Linked DNA regions of Homo sapiens: regions 1 and 2 are each linked to region 3. Evidence: chromatin contacts called from ENCODE Hi-C or POLR2A ChIA-PET data. All regions are on one chromosome and are shown on one strand. Each heading gives the region's core, a stretch centred on a gene start or an enhancer-like site at or near the end of the contact. The rest is flanking DNA. Distances are from core to core; before and after follow the strand shown. Region 1 holds the start of LINC01944 (long intergenic non-protein coding RNA 1944). Region 2 has its middle 38 kb from the start of NEURL1B. Region 3 overlaps ERGIC1 (endoplasmic reticulum-golgi intermediate compartment 1).

Region 1 (2,773 bases), core at 67-2,566, 350 kb before region 3:
TGAGTAAGGATACCTAATGTGTGTCAGGGGATTCACCAGATGCAGACAGGAACCAAGCCCCATCCTGCCCTAGAAGAGCCTGCAGGCCGGTGAGGAGGGCAGACAACTTTCACCCAGGACAAAAGTTGCTAAGAGAATAAAGAGACATCACATTTTCTTGAGTACTCACTATGCACCAGGAGTTGTTCCAAGATCCCAATTAGCAGTAACGCATTTAAACCTCAGAGCAGCTCAACATGGTAGAGGTGTGTTCCCATCCACAGCACTGCACTGACACCAGACAGCCTGGGAGGGCTGTGGGAGCCAGACTGGGTATGACTCTGTGGCCTGGGGTCAGATGTCTGCAGCTTCCCAGAGAAGAACACACTTGATTGAGCCTTGTTGGGGTGAAGAAGCACCTGACAAGTGGAAAATAATTCCAGGCAGAAGGACCAGTGTGGGCCAAGAAAGGCACATGTGGTCCTGTGGTGTACTCTCAACCACCCAGGTCCTATTATCGTGCCCATTTTCAGAGATCAGTGAGGTTGAGCAAGTTGCCCAGGGACACACAGGAGACTGTTCAGATTTTCACTCCTGGTCACCAACTACTGGGTCTACTGCCTCCAGACAATGCAGGTCACAGGGGCACATCATATGGGACCTCCTGGAGGGCTCGTTCTCATCTCAGATGTCAGGAGGCACGGCCCAGAACGTGCAGGGCCCTGAGATCTGTGCTCAGCGGCTTGGACTGGAGGCTGAGTAGACCAGTTGTGAGCAGGCTCTGGAGGCTATGGCCCCAGCAGCCCTAGTGGCTTAGCAGGAAGACCACAGCCTGCACCAGCCACTCACTTCCAGACCCCACACCAGAGGCCCCTGAAAGGGGGCAGGATGTGCCTCTGGACTTGCAGACACCCACCCCCCATGACAGTCCTCCAGGGGCCCATCAATCCCCACAGCCTTTCCTTCTTCTTCAAGGGCCTCCGCCCTAGAGAGGGACTTTTTCGTGAGAAAACAGAGGTGCCTTACCCCACCCAGTTCCCCTTCCACACTGGGAAGGCAGGGCTCGGAAGGCAGGGCTCAGACCGCAGGGAGGGATGGAGAAGGGGGAGCTCGGAGGCTGCTGGAATGAACTGGGCTGGGGGTGGGAGGCATTTCTGTAAAGGAGGACTCGAGGCCTCCAGGGGCTGGGGCGGGAGGCAGTCAGGCTGCTCGAGATTCTGGCCACTTGGCGCAGTCATATTTCAGAGCCTCGGCTTCCTCACCTGTAACCTGGGGACAGTGGTCGTTCCTTGAGGCACGCCAGGAGGGGAGAATGAAGCGGAATATGGAAAGGGCCTCCCCTTTAGTAGCTGTTCCCGGCACAAGGAGTTTGGGTGGTGGGTCCCCGGGAGGACCTATTTATTGTTAGTATGAGCCATGACGGCAATCATCTAGCAATGCCTGCTGCGGCACGAGACCAGAATGGCGGACACGGTGGAGAAAGGCAGCCCTGGTTGAACTCAGCCGCACGGGGCTGTTTTCCTTCTGCTGGTGGCTGCGGCTGGGGGGTGGAGGGGGCGGGTGGGGGCTGAGCTCAGCTCTTAGCTGGAGATGTCTCAGCATCTGATGTGACACTGCTGTTGTTTTTGGCTTCACATCCAAGACTCTTTCGCGGCTAATTACTCACTGTCTTGGGAGACTGGCCCAGGAACCTGAGAAAGGAGAGAGGAGAGAGAGTGCCGGTTTCTGTTTTGCAACCAGTTAAGGAGGCAGCAGTGCTGGGACCCATGGACCTGGCTGGAAGGAATAAAGTCTTTTGCACGCTCTCAGCTTTATTGAGATATAATCCACGTACAATAAAATTCACAGTTTGGATAAACCTACTAAAAACCTACAAAACCCACAAAACCAAAAAATCATCACCCCCCCCCATCAAGATTTAGAATCTCTCCAATAACATTTCCTCTTGCCCCATCTGTCAATACCCACTCTGCCCTAACTAATCACTAATCTGCCTTCTGTCACTATGTGTTGGTTTCACCTTTTCTAAAATTTTATATGGATGAAATCACCTAGGATGGACTCTTTGGCATCAGGCTATTTTCATGCCACGAAATGTTTCTGAGATTCACCTACATTGCTGAGTGAATCACAGGTCCATTCCTTTTTTTTTTTTTCTTTCGAGATGGAGTCTTGCTTTGTCGCCCAGTCTGGAGTGCAGTGGCGCGATCTCGACTCACTGCAACCTCCGCCTCCCAGGTTCAAGCAATTCTCCTGCCTCAGCCTCCCGAGTCGCTGGGATTATAGGGACCCACCACCACGCCTGGCTAATTTTTGTATTTTTAGTAGCTGGGATGACAGGCGTGCACCCCTACACGCGGTTAATTTTTGTATTCTTAGTAGAGATAGGGTTTCACCATATTGGCCAGGCTGGTCTCGAACTCCCAACCTCAAGTGATCCACCCCCCCCGGGCCTCCCAAAGTGCTGAGATAACAGGCGTGAGCCATCACACCCGGCCGGGTCCATTCCTTTTTAGTGCCAAGTTGTATTGCATTTATGTGGACACGACACAATTAATTTACTCATTCATTTACTAATAACCATTTTAGGTTGTTTCCAGTCTTTGGGTGAACATATGCTCTCATTTCTCTTGAGTAAATACCAGGAGAGTAAATATCAGTGGAGTTATTAGTGCATATTATAAATGTATGTTTAGTTTTATAAGGAACTTCCAGTCTTTTCCCAAAGAGGCTGTACATTTTACACTCCCATCAGCAATGTCTAAGAGTTCTAGTTACTCCATATCCTTGCCAT
Region 2 (2,716 bases), core at 155-2,654, 300 kb before region 3:
CTGGATTGGTTGATACCATCAGAATGCTTGCCTTTGTTCCCCAGACCCTAGCCTGACCCCACTGTGACCCCCTCCAGTCCCTGCTTGAGCTCCTCCTGTTACAACTTTGCCCCCATAAGAAGCAATCCAAGCCCTCTGTCCAGGCATCGTGATCTTTGGAGCTCTGCCTCCTGCCTGCTGTCCCAGCTACTGTCGCCAAAAAAGGAAGAATGGGTCCAGCCTGGACCTTGGGCTCATCTCAGGTCCCCAGTGGAGTCAGCATCCCCAAAACCACAGAGATCCCTCAACAGAAACAGGAACTGTCGGGAGAGGGACCCAGGACATGGTCACTTAAGGCCAAGTGTCAAATACCCACTCTACCCTATCCCAAGGCCCCCTGGTTGTGTTCCCTCGGGCAAGTCCCTTCACTCTCTGAGCCTCCATTTCTCCGTCTGTGAAATGGGAGCATTGATAACTGTCGCCCCGTGGGATAGCAGCAGGAGGTCTGTGTTCAGCAGACATCTTCCCCTCCTTGTCCTGCCAGAGTGGCGGGGCTGACGTGGCAACGGTTGCCTCACCCTCCTGTACTTCCCTCCCCTCCTCCCTTCTCCCTCTAGGCTTCCTTAGACGCCCCTCATCCTGGTGACCCCTTGCATGTGCCCAGTGTCCCTCCAGGCCCCCTCGGCCCACATGGAGGGCACTTTCCCAGCCCAGGCGACTCCGGGACAAATGGATTTTGGAAAGAGCCTAGCCCTGCCTCCTGCCAGTGCCTTGGAGAAGACAAAGAAACAGGGGTCAGGGAGGGGACAGGGAGGGGGCAGGCAAGCCCTGTCCCAGCAGCCTTGGGGCCCCTGGCCGGGCAGGGTTTCCGTGAGCGGTTCTCCATTGCTCCCAAAAATAACCAAGTGTGTATCTCGTCGGCCTCACGCCGCAGATGTTTAGGATAAACCTTCGTAAATCTCTGTTAGAAAAATGCTGAAAATCAGAGGAACGTGGCAATGGCCACAGACTCACAATTTCTCTCTCTCATCTCTGTTTCTAACTCCATCTCTCTTCTCTCTCCATCTCTGTCTCTCTGTGTTCTTTCTCTCTTGTTCTCTGAGTGTCGCCTTCTCTGTCTGTCTCACTATCCCTTTCATTTCTTCCTTTCCTCAGCTCTTTCCCCCGTTATTAAGCCATGAGAGAGGCCTCAGCCTACCAGACGCCCACGGAGCACATATTTTAATGCGCCTTCACAGTCTTCCAGAAAAACAGATGCAACATCTACGACATTCTTCCTGCTCGCTGCAACAGCAATTAAAGAGAGGATTGGGTGAGGGGGGAGGCCTGGGGAGAGGATGCGGGGAGAGGAGAAAAGAAAAGCTCCTTGTCGGGGCTGCTTCTCAACAAAGGGAGTCGACGGTGCACGGGGCTGCTTGTGTGACCGTCTAGCACTATGACATCTTTCTCCCGGAACGTCAGCTTGGGGAGGGTGGCTGGGCTGATGGTGGCTCGGTCAGCAAAGCCTGGCATTGGAGAGGCAGTCAGGGTAACCAGGGCCCAGGCTGGGGCTTTCTTTGCCAACATGATGTTGGGAGAGAGCACAGGATTCTGAGCCCTGCGTTCGGAGCCAGGCTACTTGGGCCTATTGGAACCCAGGCAGCTTCAACCCATTCACTCCCTCACTCATTTGTTCATTCGACAAGCATGTGCAAAATCTACAGCTGTGTGGCAGGACCACGGGGTAAATCATTACAGCACAATACGAGGGCGAGTGTGAACAAGGGTCACCTGGTGGTCCCAGTGGCCCTTCCAGGGGAGATGGCTCAAGTCTGAAGGGTGAGAAAGGCTTAGGTGAACGGGGTGGGATGGGCAGGAGTCTCCATGAGGAACTGAACTCCCACAGAGAGCACTGCAATTTACAAATGAGAAAACCAAGGATGCCCAAGAAGCTGAGAACCCAATGAGTTTGCACAGGATGGCAGAAGACCTTCAAGAAGGTATGGAAGGTTGTCCAGACCCCAGCATCATCCGTGCTGCCATCAACCAGAGCTCAGCCTCAGACGCCAACAGGGGAAGACAGAGGCCATAAGTAAGTGAGGCTCACCAGCCAGGGACCAGCACAGAACTCAAGGATGTATGCCCGTCAATGAGGGTACCAAAGATTGCCATGTGTGACTGATTGCCCAAGTTTTCATGAGAAGATCAGATATGCAGACTTTTTTAAAAAAAGGTGAAATATTATTTTCAAATGATGGTGACTTAGTTACTCTTTAAAATATTGATGGGCCAAGCTAAATCCATCGGCAGGGCATGTGGGGTCCTCGGCTGCTGTTTGTTAACCTTTGGTTCATTCTGAAGTACCACGTGACAGCAGGCTCCACCTAAGCCCAGCATTTAGTAAGAGGCAGGCCTGATCTTCGTGGTCCCTCCAGAAGCCTTGTTTCCAGAGGGCATGTCAGTACCCACTTGAGCAAACTCAGGCCCCAGCACCCTGGCAAAGTCGATAGGCCTTGCCTTCTGCTTTCAGCCTTGGGCTTGAATCCTAACCCTGATGCTAAATAGTTGTGAAATCCTGAGCAAGTCCCGTATTTCTTTATCCTTCACCTGATTCCAAAGAGTGTTTAAGGTTCTTCTATGAACACATTAGCAATGCAAAATGTGGCCAGGTGCAGTCACTCAGGCCTGTAATCCCAGCACTTTGGCAGGTGGATTGCTTGAGCTCAGGAGTTCGAGATCATCCTGGGCAACATGGCGA
Region 3 (3,050 bases), core at 291-2,790:
TATGTCTCAGACAGCTCACCCCTTGTGAAGATGGGTTTGGTGTGGGGCCACCCAGAGGCCAAAGCCCTGGTGGGAGCTGGGGGATGACCCAAGTCAGAGGGGCCGAGGGTGCTGGGACTTTGGCTTTGGAGCAGGGGTGGGCAGAACCCGGTGACTGGCTGTCGAGGGATGTATTTTAGACATCCACCTGGTTGGTAATAGATGCACATACTTTTACCTGGACGACTCAGGATTTGAAACTCAAGGCTCCGGAGCACGTGCTTGCAGAATCTCCATCCCTCCCTCCACCCCACCCCAAGCCCTTGCGGCAGGCCTCACCGCCGCCTAAGTTTCCATTCGATCAAATTTTGAAGCATAGAGGTCAGAGACTTCAGGCAGGAATCTGAACTATTTAAGTGCTCTTCAAAAAGCAAATAAAATTGTTTTGTATAGATGTCATCGAACTCATGCCTCAGACTAGAATTTCAAGGCCCTCCACCACATTCCATTTACACTCCCCCCACCCACACCTCCCCAGGCCCTTGCGTACCTCTCCCTACAAGGCCACTGTCCACCCACACCCCCACCCTCCCACGCACTCGCCTGACTCCCTGACGCCATCTGGCGTCCCCCACCTGGAATGTGCTCCCGACTGCTCCACCAGCGCGTGCCTTCCCTGCATCCTGGGAGTTCTGCTGAGGACTCCCTCCTCCACTCAGGCTCATTCCACTGAAGTTTGTGAGCACACGCTCTGTGCTGAGGCTCAGGGAGCCCTCGTCCTGGGGGTGTTGACGGGAGTGGGAGAGGCTTGTGGGACAGACGCAACTGGACCCCTAAGCACCCCTGTACCCTGCAGGCACCTGGGCCCTGGTGGGAGGGGACACACCTGAAGATTATGAAAAAGGACTAGGATGCCTGCATCACATGTCCACTGAGGGCCACCGGCCCCTCAGCTTTTCACCGATTCCCATCCCATCCAGGCAGTGCAATGCCTTGGAAAGAGCATGGGCTCTGGGCCCCCTGTCCCTGGGCTCAGATCCTGCCTCTGCCTCCTCTTGGTCCTATGATCTTGGCCAGCCAGCTGTGCTCCTCTGAGCCTGGTTTCATCGACGTGAAGGGAGAATAGTACCCTTATTAAACACTGGATCAACTCCTTGAGCATCGATATTAATAATAATGATAAAAACCATGGACATTTATTGAGCACTTACTGTTTACTAAGACCACACTTAGCATTGCTCTTGTTCTCATTTGATCTTCTCAGCAACCCCATAGCAACCCCTATGATTGTCCCCATTTTACATCTGGGGAAACTGATGGATGGGAAGCCCCTTGCCCAAGTCAATCAGCCAAGAGGTGGCAGAGCCAGGATTCGAACCCTGGTAGCCTAGGCTTTGAACCCTGGTAGCCTAGGCTTCGAACCCTGGTAGCCTAGGCTTCCCCTGCACTGCTGTATTTTCTTTACCAAGAAGGGTGTGGAATCGGCCCTCAAGAGAGAGATGAGTCTCACACATACACACACACACACACACACATTGACTCACACTAACATACACACACTCACTCACTCTCCTGCCCTGGGGCAGCCAACAGCTTGACCTGGCAGTCATCCAGCAGCCCTGTGAAGTAGACGGAATCTTTATCCTTATTTTCCTCTTTTTCTCTCCTTTCCTCTCTCCCTCCTTCCTTTCCTTTCTTATTTTCTTATTTTAGTGAGGTATGTGTAACTTACATACAGCAAAGCATACAAATATTAAGGTAGAGGCCTGATGAATTTTCACCTGTGTTTACACACGTAACCATCACTCTGATGAAGACATAATACATTCTGTCACCAAAGAAGGGTCCCTTGAGCCCCTCCCAGTCAGTAGCCCCCACCACTATTATTCTGACTTCCATTGCCATAGATTAATTTTGCTGATTTTCGAACCGATTGAAAGCTTTTCCAGTTTTACAGATGAGGAAACTGAGGCTCAGAGAGGTGAAGCAGTGTGTCCTAGGTCTCCCAGCTCCTAAGTGGCAGAGCCAGGAGGTGAGCCCACACCGGTCTGCCACTGCCCCCATAGGCCTTCCCACTGCCCACACTGGTGACAGGGGAGTCAGGCCCATGGAAGTCCTCAAACCACAATGAATCCACAAAAAACATTTCCTTTTCTTCCAGGTGGGTTGATTTCTGGCAGCCCGTTGGCCTTTTAAAATCAGTTCAGCCCTAGCCAATGAAGTTAGTTAGCCTTGGCAGGCCCCTGCCATGGGGTGGTTGTGGGTGAGCTCGTGGCGCTGGCTGGGGTGGCAGGAAGCCAGCAGCCCTGGAACATTTGCCTTGGACACGAAGGCGAAGGCGGCTTTATTGACCTCATCAGGCAGCCCAGGTGATTGAATTGTGTTTATCTCACAGCCTGGGGCCCTCCAGGAAGGAGCCTGGGAGCAGCCAGTTCTGGCCTTACATAACCAGCCTGGCCAGAGCGCCTCAGGCCGTCCCTGCCCAGCACCGCAGCCCCCTTGTTCTGGGTGGCCCTCTAGCCCTGCGGAGCCTGTTCTCTGCTTATTCTGGTTAGGAAGACAGGGACCCACGCCTGGGAGAGGCTTCTTGGGGCCTTGTGGGTGAGCTCACCTTGGCGCCACACCTGGGATTCACTTTGCTCTTGGCTGAGGTCACCTCCAGAGGGTTGCCAGTGGATGACATCATCCCACAATCCCTCAGTGCTGTGCGGAGGCCCAGCCTCGCCAGGTGGGAAAGGTGAGTTGCTTCAAGGAAGAGTCTCAGGCAGCTTCCTGGCTGGGAAGGGAAGCCCAGGCTCTCCTTAGTTGACTGTGTGTTAATCACCCAGCAATTTCATTACTCAACAGCTCTCCAGAGTTGCACATTACAGCTGGGGTAGAAATTGGGTGCTGAAGGCCAGGCAGAGCATTTGGCTGTAGGGAGGCCGATCCTCCTCGGGCCTGTTACCGGCGGGTCTTTGTTCTTAGACCTGGGGTTCTTGGCCTCACGGATTCCAAGGAATGGAACGTTGGGCCATGCGGTGAGTGTTACAGCTCTATTGGAAGCCGTGGGTCACGGAAGAGAACTGTGG

The links. A loop is a pair of places that touch in the nucleus more often than their neighbours do. ChIA-PET counts read pairs that join two places held with the same protein, here RNA polymerase II (POLR2A).
Region 1: a map of sigmoid colon shows a loop between it and region 3 (1.8-fold over the local background). The contact joins the promoter of LINC01944 here to the enhancer-like site in region 3. A Hi-C loop is called at or near these places in 1 of 168 maps with a recorded cell type or tissue (sigmoid colon). POLR2A ChIA-PET finds 5 or more read pairs at or near these places in 1 of 52 experiments (H1).
Region 2: a map with no recorded cell type shows a loop between it and region 3 (6-fold over the local background). The contact joins two enhancer-like sites. A Hi-C loop is called at or near these places in 1 of 37 single-sample maps with no recorded cell type. POLR2A ChIA-PET finds 5 or more read pairs at or near these places in 2 of 52 experiments (OCI-LY7 and activated naive CD4-positive, alpha-beta T cell).

Annotation. Positions count from the first base shown.
Region 1 is chr5:172,557,698-172,560,470 of GRCh38, forward strand. It overlaps LINC01944 (long intergenic non-protein coding RNA 1944), which reads right to left and starts at 1,317. Exons shown (of 3, transcript NR_146726.1): 1 at 1,242-1,317; 2 at 170-398.
Region 2 is chr5:172,602,300-172,605,015 of GRCh38, forward strand. No RefSeq gene overlaps it. Among named protein-coding and RNA genes, the nearest start is that of NEURL1B, 38 kb to the right of the region's middle. RefSeq lists an enhancer at 208-786. Within about 2 kb of position 1,405, at least 9 of the 41 ENCODE cell types and tissues checked have a DNase peak (open chromatin) inside an H3K27ac peak, as active enhancers do.
Region 3 is chr5:172,902,476-172,905,525 of GRCh38, forward strand. All of the region lies in intron 3 of ERGIC1 (endoplasmic reticulum-golgi intermediate compartment 1), which reads left to right. Among named protein-coding and RNA genes, the nearest start is that of MIR10523, 11 kb to the right of the region's middle. RefSeq lists enhancers at 1,671-2,628, 2,109-3,050 and a silencer at 2,131-2,425. Within about 2 kb of position 1,541, at least 33 of the 41 ENCODE cell types and tissues checked have a DNase peak (open chromatin) inside an H3K27ac peak, as active enhancers do; they include sigmoid colon, where a contact is called at or near this core.